2 separate regions of the Homo sapiens genome follow, and region 2 is linked to region 1. A link is a loop called in an ENCODE intact Hi-C map of the cell type or tissue named here. Cell type or tissue: mammary epithelial cell. All regions are shown on one strand. Links, peaks and the distances in the headings refer to the core of each region. The heading gives the core; the rest is flanking DNA. Region 1 overlaps DELEC1 (deleted in esophageal cancer 1). Region 2 overlaps DELEC1 (deleted in esophageal cancer 1).

Region 1 (5,387 bases), core at 185-5,184:
TATGATCCCTCAGAGCTGACAATGGTGCTAACTTCTCCAAGACTGCCTGCATAATCACACCCTGCTTGTTTTGCACTGGGCTCATGTAACATTCATTTATTTACTCCGTAAAAGCAGATCTCAGGTCAGGAGAATATCTTACCATTCATTGTCATAACTGGGCTGCTTTCAGGTTTCTCCTTGTCTTTCTCTCCCACATCCAAAGTTCCTTCTGTACTAATGAGAAAGAAATTGTTTTGAAAAACAATGTCTGCTGTATGTATATATCAAGATTCAAAATAAAAAGTGTATAGTAACTACTAGGTTTCAGACCCTGTGGTAATTGCAGTAATATGAAAATTCAATTTTTATTTTATTAATAATACTAATAAAAGCTGTCACTCAATAGTGTCAATAAACTATGTTAAACAATTTTTACATTATATAATTTTTTTCACATTATATGACATTATGTGATTAAATTTTATAACAATCTGGGTGAATCATATGTTAGTATTCCTGCTAAAAATTTTAAATTAAGAGGTAACTGATGTGGTTGACTTTGTGTCCCCACCCAAATCTCATCTTGAATTATAATCCCCATAATCCCCACATGTCAAGGGACAAATCAGGTAGAAGTAATTGGATCTTGGGGGCAGTTTCCCCCACGCTGTTCTTGTAATAATGAGTGAGTTCTTCCAAGATCTGATGGTTTTATAAATGTTTGGTAGTTCCTCCTGCATTCATTCTCCCTTCTGCCACCTTGTGAAGAAGGTGCCTTGCTTCCCCTTTGCCTTCTACCATGATTTCTAAGTTTCCTGAGGCCTCTGCAGCCATGCTGTACTACCAGTCAATTAAACCTCTTTCCTTTCTAAATTACCCAGTCTCAAGCAGTTCTTTATAGCAGTGTGAGAACAGACTAATACAGTAACTGTCATAGATTAATTGACCCAAAGTTTAAACCCAGGTCCATCGAGACCAAAGTTGAGTGCTTTGTCACCACCATCTTTCCTCTCCTAGAGGAGGATAATGTGACAGCAGAACTTGATGGGGAGGTCAAATTCTGGTTGAGATTGGCAGCAGAGTGGGCTGCTAACTCCCTGGATGGACTATGACAATGTCCTTCCCTTCCAGCTATTTTGGTTGACTTTGAAACCCCTCATATTTCTAACAACACGTGAAACTTTGAGTTAACTCTAGGATCACGCTGGTGGAAAGGCATAATAGTTTCTGGCATTGTGTGGCCCTTCAGAAAAGGATAAATTTCTATAATAAATAGGACCATATATTTTTCTAACTGAGAAAAATTTGAGAATAAAAGGTATTATCATTAATATTTACACCTAGACATTGGGCAAAAGCCATGACTGTTCTGGGCAAACTAAGAAGTATGATCATCATAGTTATTATATGCTTATCTCTCCAAATTCACAGCCACTAGCTGAATGTGTTCAAGAATATGAAAAACAAGTGCTGTTAGAGAAAAGACAAAATGAAGGTGGGGAAAGGGGCCTCTTGAATGCACCAAAGTTAGCATTATTGCCAGATCAATATGAAAGGAGTGTGGAGAAAAAGCTATGCAGTGAAAGGAGACACATATAAAGAAAGATAATAAAAAAAATTTCCACCTTTCCCATTGTGCATTAAGTTTGACCTTGTACCGTCGATCTATTCATTATGGTGACACATGCTAAGAGCAAGATTTTTCAAGTTCTTCGTAATTCTATCCCTAGGCATTGCAACCATTACTAGCACAACTGTGGTATACCTTTCTCTTTGAACAAAGAGTCTGCGGACAAATGTGTCAGCTACAGGCATGTCATAGCTTATATCAGAAATATAAGGTGACAGCTAACCATATTCCAAACAGTCCCCCAAGCCATAAGGCCACAGAGAACATGCCTCCACTGGATTCTAAAGCTGACTTGCCATGAGTTTGATCATTAACTGTGGCTTATGAATTGCTGCTTCAGCCTTTTTTATTCAAGGTGACAGCTCCCTTTTTTAAAAAAGGTGAATTCTTAGCAGCAAGGATACACAGATGCTCTCTGCATCTTTTCCCTCCTCTCAGCCATCCTGTGGAGAATGAAGTACACATATTAGGGGAATGAAGTGGGTCCAATCTTGTATTAGGAATTGAGAATTCAATGATGAATTAGACATGGTTTTTGCTTTGGGGGAAATTCATCCTCATTTGATGAAACAAATAGGTTTATAGGAAATTCAATATATCATTGTCATTTTGCCAAAATTTATTTTATGCCAGGCATTACACAAATATCTCAGTGAATCTTACTACCAATCTAATAAGGTAGGTTTTGTTGCCCCAATTTATAGATCACATGTTCTGGGTCACAGAGCCAAGATCTCAACAAAAGTCTGTCTCATTCTGCACTCACTCGACTGTTCACAGTCTCCAATGGCTTCCCATTTTACTCATGGGAGAAGCCAAAGTCCTCACTGTGACCTAAATGACCCTATTTTTGTTTGCCATATTTACAGGATTTCCCCCAGTCTGAACACATGATAGAACTGTACTTCCTGCTTCCATATTTTAGGTCAATCCAACTAATCAGTTCATTCCAATGAATGATGTGTGGAAATAATGTGCATCAATTTCAGGCTGAGCATTGCTTCCCCAAGGTGAGACCCAGCAGAAATCTCTTTTTATTTTTTCCCCTATAATAGCACAGATATTCGTTGCTCTATAGTCAGAGTCCTAGAGCAAGGAAGACAGTGAAGTTGTGGGAGCAGAGGCCCCTTCTGGCCCACGATGAAAATTAGGCGAGTGGAAAAGTCACTGAGATTCCAGTTTGTTAATTATTGCATGTTGGCTGCCTAACCTCTCTTGATTGATAAAGCTGCTTTATTTTTTTTCTCTAACATATCACCACAGATCCTACTGTGTAGTTTACTTATTTATCATGGTATTTCCTGTCACCCACATGAGAATGTCAGCTCCATGAAGGCAAGGAGTAAGTTTAGCCAATTTTCTTCACTACTATATTCCCCATAGCAAGAACAGTGCATGGTTTGTTGTAGGAAATCAATAAGTCTTTGTTGAATAAATAGAATCAAGCTACCTCATTACATCTATGAGTGATAAGACAAAGTTATGTTTGGGAAGCTACTAAAACACACAAAAAGACTGATTCAAAATGAGGCTGGACTTGTGTCTTTCCCCCGTGTGACCCCAGTGTTTAGTGAGTGTCTGCATTGCGGGAACTCTATATATGATTGTTGAGCTGTTACAATGAAGAGCCTCTGCTGTGGCTTTTGTAACTAAATAACTCACCAGGCAAACATGCATTAATAATTACTCCACTCTCCTGGTGGTGAGACCTTCATCTATCACCCTGGAGGTCTTAGTCATGGCTTAGTCATGCCCAGTGACTCACCTCCATTCAGCTTTTCGCTTAGTGATGTTCCTCTCCTTTTTCTATAACCGTTTTCCTCCTTTCTGTTTTATTTTCTTTCCTTTTTCTTTTATTTTTAGAGATGGGGTCTCACCATATTGCCCAGGCTTGTCTCAAACTCCTAGGCTTAAGCAATCCTCCCATCTAGGCCTCCCAAAGTGCTGGTATTACAGGAGTGAGCCACCACACCTGGCCCTCCTTTCTCTTAATTCACACCCCATTCAGGTGTGTCTTGAATAGTCAGCCTCAAATGACTCTTAACCTCCTTTCAGGACAAAGCAACTCTTTTTGTTCCCTGTCACTAGAGGCATTTGTTCCAAATTGCAGCCTCAGGAAACTGCTGCAGGCAAACAGGTGGCGTATCTGTTGAAGGATCCTAAAGGAGATATACATTCTCTTCAAAATATCTTTGCACACTGGAAATAATGCTGACTTCTGCTTAGCTCTGAATGAACGTTCTTCTGAAGGATGTCTATTTGTTTGTCCAGGTGACATCTAAAGGACAAAGTTCCAAATCTGAACTTTCTTCTCCTGAAATCTTTTCCATTTTGGTGTTGACACCACTTTCAGGCACCCAAGCTCTCTTTGTAACCCAACTTGCAACCTTCACCTAAAGCAACAAAATCAAATGCCATCATGCTGTTGTCACCCCTTGTATCAGTCAGGGTTCTCCAGAGACCGAACCTACACTCACACTCACACACACACACATACACACACACACACACACACACACACACACACACACACACTTATCTTTAAGGAATTTTCTTACATGATTGTAGGGACTGATAAGTCTAAAATTTGGATGGCAAGCCAGTAAGCTAGAAATTCAAAATCTACAGAGCAGAGCAGGTCAGCAGACTGAAAACTCAAGTAGGATTTCCTCGTTACTCTTGAGGCAGAATTTCCTCTCTGAAAAACTTCAGTTTTATTTTTCAGGCCTTCAACTGATTGGATGAGACACATTGTCAAGAATAATATCGTTTATTTTAAGTCAACTGATTGTAAATGTTCATCGTGTCTACAAAATACTTTCACAGCAACATCTAAACTACTGTTTCACCAAACAACTGGGCACCATAGTTTAGCTAAATTGATACACAAAATTAACCATCACACCCTGCTGTGGAAGGTTTGCCTTCCCCCCAAATTCATATGTTGAAATTCTCATCCCCAATATGGTGGCATTAAGAGGTGAGACCTATGGGAGGTAATTAGGTCATAAGGGTGGAATCCCCTTGAACAAGGTTAGTGCCTTTAAAAAAAAAAAAAGAGATGAGAGAGCTTGCTTTTCCTCTCTCTGTTCTCCACTATGTGAGCATACAGAGAGAGAAGATGGCCATCTATGAACCAGGAAGCAGGTTTTTGCCAGATGCAAACCTGCAAGGATCTTCATCTTAGACTTCCAGCCTCCAGATAGGAGGCTGGAAGATATATGATAAATAAGTGTGGGTTCTTTAAGCCACCCATCTATGGTACTTTGTTATAGAAGTCCAAACTAACTAAGACACACCTCTATATCCTTTACTCTACAGCAGACATTATTAATCAATCACTACCTTTTCCTAGATAAGTTCAGATGAAGTTTCATAATTTCTTTCATGATAGCACTAATGCCAGCCATTATTAATTGGTCAAATCTGGGATGTGGGTTGGAACTCATCTCTGGCTTGTACTTCTAAAAGTAAGTCTAATCATTTGTCTTTCTTGCTTAATGGTTCCTCATTGCCTAAGATTCCATGTCACAAAATATTAGTCTTACAAGATAGTCTACCAAAAAGAGATTCTGTGATCGAAAAGGTTTATTATAATTGATACATCGTGCCTCCCTCTAAAAATCGAAATCCTGTGGAACCGAGGCAATTAAAATTTGATAACGCAGTTTTTCCAAAATCTACTTGACTACTCAAATCATTCTTCATATTTTACTCACTAACATTCTGAAAAATACATTTTGGAAAATGCTTGTCACTAAAGGCCTTTCCAGAT
Region 2 (5,387 bases), core at 226-5,225, 170 kb after region 1:
AGAAGACTCATGAGGTAATAAAAAACAGTAAGTAAAATTGCTTTGCCACCTAGACTGCAAAGACGATGAATTCCCTAGTGTGTTTATCAAAATTAACTGACAGGTCTTATGAAAAGACTGACTTATTTAATATATAAGGAAAAAACATCACAAGATTCAACAATATAAATGCATATAATAGGCTGGGTTCCTGTTATAAGATATGGCACCTTGCATTTTCCATACACTAATTATCTAACTAAGTTATTATAAGTTAGACATTATCTTTATTTCACATATGAGGAAATAAAAGTCCAGGGACTCAAGTGATACACTCAAGTCTAGGTTTGAATCTCTCAGTCTGTGTTTTTGTCATTTCCCCGACATTTGCATATATGTGGTTTGCTTAGCACTGATGGTTTGAGAAATAATTTTAGCTGGTGCATGGAAAAATACATTTCCATTTTAATGAGTATGTATGAATAGTATGTGCATCCAAATATCCAGGCATATCAGAGTTGTGGTTTTGTGAAACTAATTGTTTAGGATGAAGCTACTTTTACTGGAGTCTATTTAAAGAAAAATATTCAGAAATTGAAACATTAAAAAGACAGGTTTGGAAAAAGTTGTTAAGAATGAGTGAAATGTGGGAAACTCTGTTCTGGGCCAGACTGCTCTCTGTGTTTTATAACGAATGGCTGCAGGCTACAGGAAGCAAGATTTCTCAGAAAGCCTTAGTCAATGTGTCGGTCACCTCCCCTGGTATTTGCCAGCTCCTGCTGACACCACCATCCCCTAGCTGAAAGTCCCTGCAGCTAGAAATCTAGAAAGAAGCCCTTCTCCTAATCTCATTAGCCAAGTCTTGGTGATTTTAGTTCTTCAGCAGCCATTCCTCCCCAGTGTCCTGATTGCCCCTAATGCTTACATTCACATTCCCCACAACATTCTCACAACAGCATTCTCACATTCTCACAACAGCATCTTAACTGGCCTTCCTAACTCTAATCTCACAAGCTATCCTGGAAAATCCCCAGACAGCCATGTTACTTTCTGTGGTAGGCTGAAATGTCCTCCATCAAAGCCCAAATTCTAATCCCCAGAACTTGCAAATTTGTTACTTTACATGGCAAAAGGGACTTTGCCAATGTAATTAAATTAAGGATCTTGAGATGGGGAGATAGTCCTGGACTATCTGGGACAAAAGTTCTTGTGAGAGAGACACAGTAGAGTCAGGCAGACACGAAGATGTGGCAACGGAAGCAGAATTCGGAATATGCTTGGCCACCAGCCAGGGAATATGGAGAACCTCTAGAAGCTGAGAAAGGTACGGCTTCCCCAAAACCAGAGGAATGCAATCTGCCTACCATGTTACACATCTGATCTCCAGAACTGTGAGTCTGTGTTGTTTCAGACCACTAAGTTTCATGTTGTGCGGCAGCAATAGAAAATGAATGCACTCTCCTGTCCAAAGCCCCTCTTTTTTCTTGCCCAAAATCCAGCTTCTTAATCATTAAGTCACTCTTCACAATGGAGCCTCCCAACTTTCCAGCCTTATTTCTTGACCTCCAACCCCAAAATTAATATCAATAGCTAATATTTATTTTGTACTTAACTATATGCCAAACACTAAACCAAAATGTGTATATATATATAAAACATATATATTACATATATTTGTTAACTCATTAAATTCTGACAATAACATACAAGATAGGAATTATTATTGTCCTCCTTCTTACAGATGAGGAAACTTGAAAAAGGTACACAACTTACTTAAGGTCCAGAATTAATAGTAGTAAGGGAAAGATGTAAATTCATACCAGTTTGATTTCAGCATCTCTGTTATTAAACAGTATGTTATATCTCAACCTTGGAGTTTTCAGACAACATCCCTACTCTTTCGTATTCCTAGAAACACTGTAGAGAAGAATGAAGCCATGATATAGAATCAAGAGAAACTGAGTAAAATAGAGGAGTAGGGACTCTGAAGAAGAGGGGCTTTAGGAATATTAGAAGCAAAGTGAGATGGCTCAAAGCTGATGAGGACTGGGTGAGCCAACATTAGACATATGCTGGATTATTTCCTTTATAGGGCCCTGGACATACTTGTTGGGCCAGGAGAAAAATATTAAAGGGGAGGTATGGAGGTAGACATAGCCAGCTGAGCACGCTTAGTGCCCAAGAATAAATTTTTCTATCATCAAGTCCATTCTTCTGCCTCCATTTTTTAGGGATACTCAGTAAGACTGGTGTGACTTTCCCCATGTTACTTGAAAATGAACAGCTTAAGGAAGAGGGAAAAGTAAACCAAGAGCCAGAGGATGCCATATGGTGTGGTGATGATCAGGACTAACTCACAAACCAGACAACCTGGGATTAGTACCAGAGCTGAGTTTTTCATTCCCATTTTTCTTGGTTCTAAAACTCATGTTCTTATCCTAATTCCATGAATATTTAACAGACAAAACATGTTAACTCAGCTAACCAGAATGAAATGGATAGAAACTTCCTCTTACCTATCTTAGCTCTATAGAAAATCAGAATAAAAAATCTGATCTGGCTATTTGAGGACACAAGAATGATGAGCAGAGTTTTAAGTCTGTGAAGGATACAGTCCAAACCAGGTTCATATCGTGGTTCACTCTGCATATCTAAACAAGTTTACCCAACCTTGGGTATGACTCATTTGCTGAAGGAGACATATATCTACCTCTGACTCAATAGAAAAGAAGTAACTCTAAGACAGTAATTTCCTTAATTGGGCAAAGCCTAGGTCATTTGAAAGGGAAAGCATTCCCCAGCCTCATGGTTATCACCAGCCTCAGTCTCATATCTTCAGTGTCTTCCCTATATCTTTGTCCATCTTCCACAGAGTTATTAAAGTGATCTCTTTAATATGAAAATACTTACTGATAACTTGCCTCAATATCCATCCTTCAGTTCTAGCAGAAAACCACAAAGCCTGATTTTTTATATGGGCTCTTGACCATCCAGAGCAAAGACTGTATTTCCCAACCTTTAATGCAGCTGAGTGTAGACATGTAACTAAGTTCTGATGTATAAGATAAAAGCAGAAGTGTCTTGTGCAAGCTTCTGAGGACCTTCCTTAAAAGAACACTGGTACCTCTGTGTAACTCTCTTCTTATTTACCATTGTTTCCACCTTGTTGCCCTGATTATAGGTTTAGAATGTGAGTCTGAAGGTCACATACGGGGATGGTTGAAAAAATATTGAATTCCTAAACAGCCATCATATTAATCCTCGACTATGTAACGCCAGACTTTTAGATGAAAAACAAACTCCTACTGTTTTTAGGCCAGTATTAATTTAGAGTTTCACATTACTAACAATCAAATCCAATCCTAAACAATACGTCCATCATGCGTTTTTTGTTTAAAACCAATCCATGGTTTCCAATTGCCCTCAGAGAACAATTCTAACTCCCTTAGTAAAACCTATAAGGTCCTTGTAACCTGTATATTTAATATCATCTTTTTAGCTTCCCTGCTTATATTTTAACAAATTAACAATACCTAATGACCTGTATTTCCCTAAGTATTCCACAATTCCATAATTTGTTCTGTTTTCACTTCTCTAAACAGACTGTCAACTTCTGCTTTGAATTCCATCCTCACCTATTTGATAGAAAAGTGTCACCTCTTCTGACAAACCATCTCTTACCCTTTAGACAAACTGATGCACTCCTTTTACTCTATTCCAATTATACCTGATCAATCATCCATTTAACAATTGCTTCAACATAAATGAGGGGTTTGTTTGTATTTCCAACTCCACCACTACACTGTTTTCTTAATAGAATAATGTCATGCTCAACTTTGAAACCACATATACTGCCAGACACATAATAAATGCTCAATAAATTCTTTTAAGTGAATAAATAATATTAATCATGCAGCCATCTTATATTGTCAATCAGATGCCTCAGTATAACTTCGTTGATTCTTTAAACTATGTCTTTGGAACTTGTCTTGATGTGAATTCAGGCTGTGCCATCTAAAAGCTGTGTCCTTAGGCAACCCTCTTTCCATTTCTGAGTATCAGCTTCTTCTTCTTTAAAATAGAAGACCTACTTCATGGTACGTTAGGGCTATTAATGCAATTAAGTACATAGAACATCTAGGCTAACCTAATATTAACCCACAATCAATGGCATCATCATTTTTATCCTTTAGGAAAGTTCACATGGCTTAGAAAAGTCAATCCAAAACTGCCAGGATTTAAAACATAAGAGATGCAAGGACTCCACATGAAGAAGCTCAAGGGAAAGCCAGTGTCATAGGCAGCCTTACATAATGGAATGAGTACTGGCCTGGGCATTCTGATCTGTGATTAAACCCTGAGGGAATCACTAGAGTGCTATGAGATCATGAGGAAGTCACTTCTACCCCCAAACCTTAGTGCCCCCATGTGTACAGGGTTGAAAGTGTCCAGATGATATTGAACCAGTATCTATCCTAACTCTGAGCTGCACTTCCTTTGGCCCCGCTTCACCACTTTCATCTCATTAAACCACACAAATTTTGCCCTTAGATGGACTGCTCTGACCAAACTCCCCACAGCCTCTACTCACCCACTGTCCTATGGGAAGCAGGGTGAGTTCATTGCACCTTCAGATTTTAGCCTGATGATGCATGTTTGTGTAGAGTTGGTGATTGGTTTCATATGGCCAAAGGATCCGGCAGCTGGGGACATCTGTTTACACTTAGCACACAGACAAATTTTCCACAGTCAGGAGTCAGTGTGCTCCTGACCTGACTGTGGAAAGCAGGGCTCAGTCCCTCTGGGCTGTGTAAGTGGGAGCTTTAGACTTGTGCCCTGGACTCACATGTCAGGAAGAATAACCTAGATATGAAACATTTGAAGTAAGAAGCAGATCTCTGGTGTCTCTATGGATACAGATAAATTGCCTATGGAAATGGGGCACAGTTGGACAGGAAGCAACATATTACACTGATGAGGATGATTAAGGAAGATCCTAAAGGATGCTTTGTTCCCAGAAGGAAGTCCATGCTGCAGGAACATTGACCCACATAGAAAAGGATGACTGTCTCAGAAATAGCTTCAGAGTATGGCTTATGCTAATAATGGAAAGAAACTACTCATTCTGCATAATACTGCCCTATAGACCCATATTTTTGCTTCACTCCAGTAGACAACATGCATAGGTGAAGGAGCACTGGTCTTGAAATTATTGGACCCAGGTCCCACTGCCAAGTCTTTCATTCACCCTGTGTGTCCTTGGACAATTCCTGCTGCTTCTCTGAGCAACAGCTACCTTGTCCCAAAAAGAATGTCACATGGGATCATATTAGATTCTCCATGCAAATGTTTTGTCTAAAATGAAATAGTCTCCAGATGTCAGGAGCTGTTGTTACTATCCAAGGAAT

What was found. Hi-C counts contacts between places; a loop is a spot of excess contacts. Peaks named below come from ENCODE experiments on the same cell type or tissue, not always from the same donor. Only the 100,000 strongest peaks of a DNase experiment are listed, where the experiment ranks them.
Region 2: a loop joins it to region 1, with 4 times the contacts of the local background. A loop is called at or near these places in 2 of 110 quality-filtered maps.

What each region holds. Positions count from the first base shown.
Region 1 is chr9:115,371,471-115,376,857 of GRCh38, reverse strand. DELEC1 (deleted in esophageal cancer 1) reads right to left here. Exons shown (of 8, transcript NR_163556.2): 5 at 143-216. Among named protein-coding and RNA genes, the nearest start is that of DELEC1, 230 kb to the right of the region's middle. RefSeq lists an enhancer at 2,765-3,964. In mammary epithelial cell, for the core only: a CTCF peak has its summit at 3,298; DNase peaks (open chromatin) are centred at 3,337 and 3,627; H3K27ac peaks cover 2,929 bases.
Region 2 is chr9:115,202,641-115,208,027 of GRCh38, reverse strand. The region is part of intron 1 of DELEC1 (deleted in esophageal cancer 1); the gene reads right to left. Among named protein-coding and RNA genes, the nearest start is that of DELEC1, 64 kb to the right of the region's middle. In mammary epithelial cell, for the core only: no CTCF peak of the experiment used is centred there; DNase peaks (open chromatin) are centred at 717 and 2,667; H3K27ac peaks cover 1,662 bases.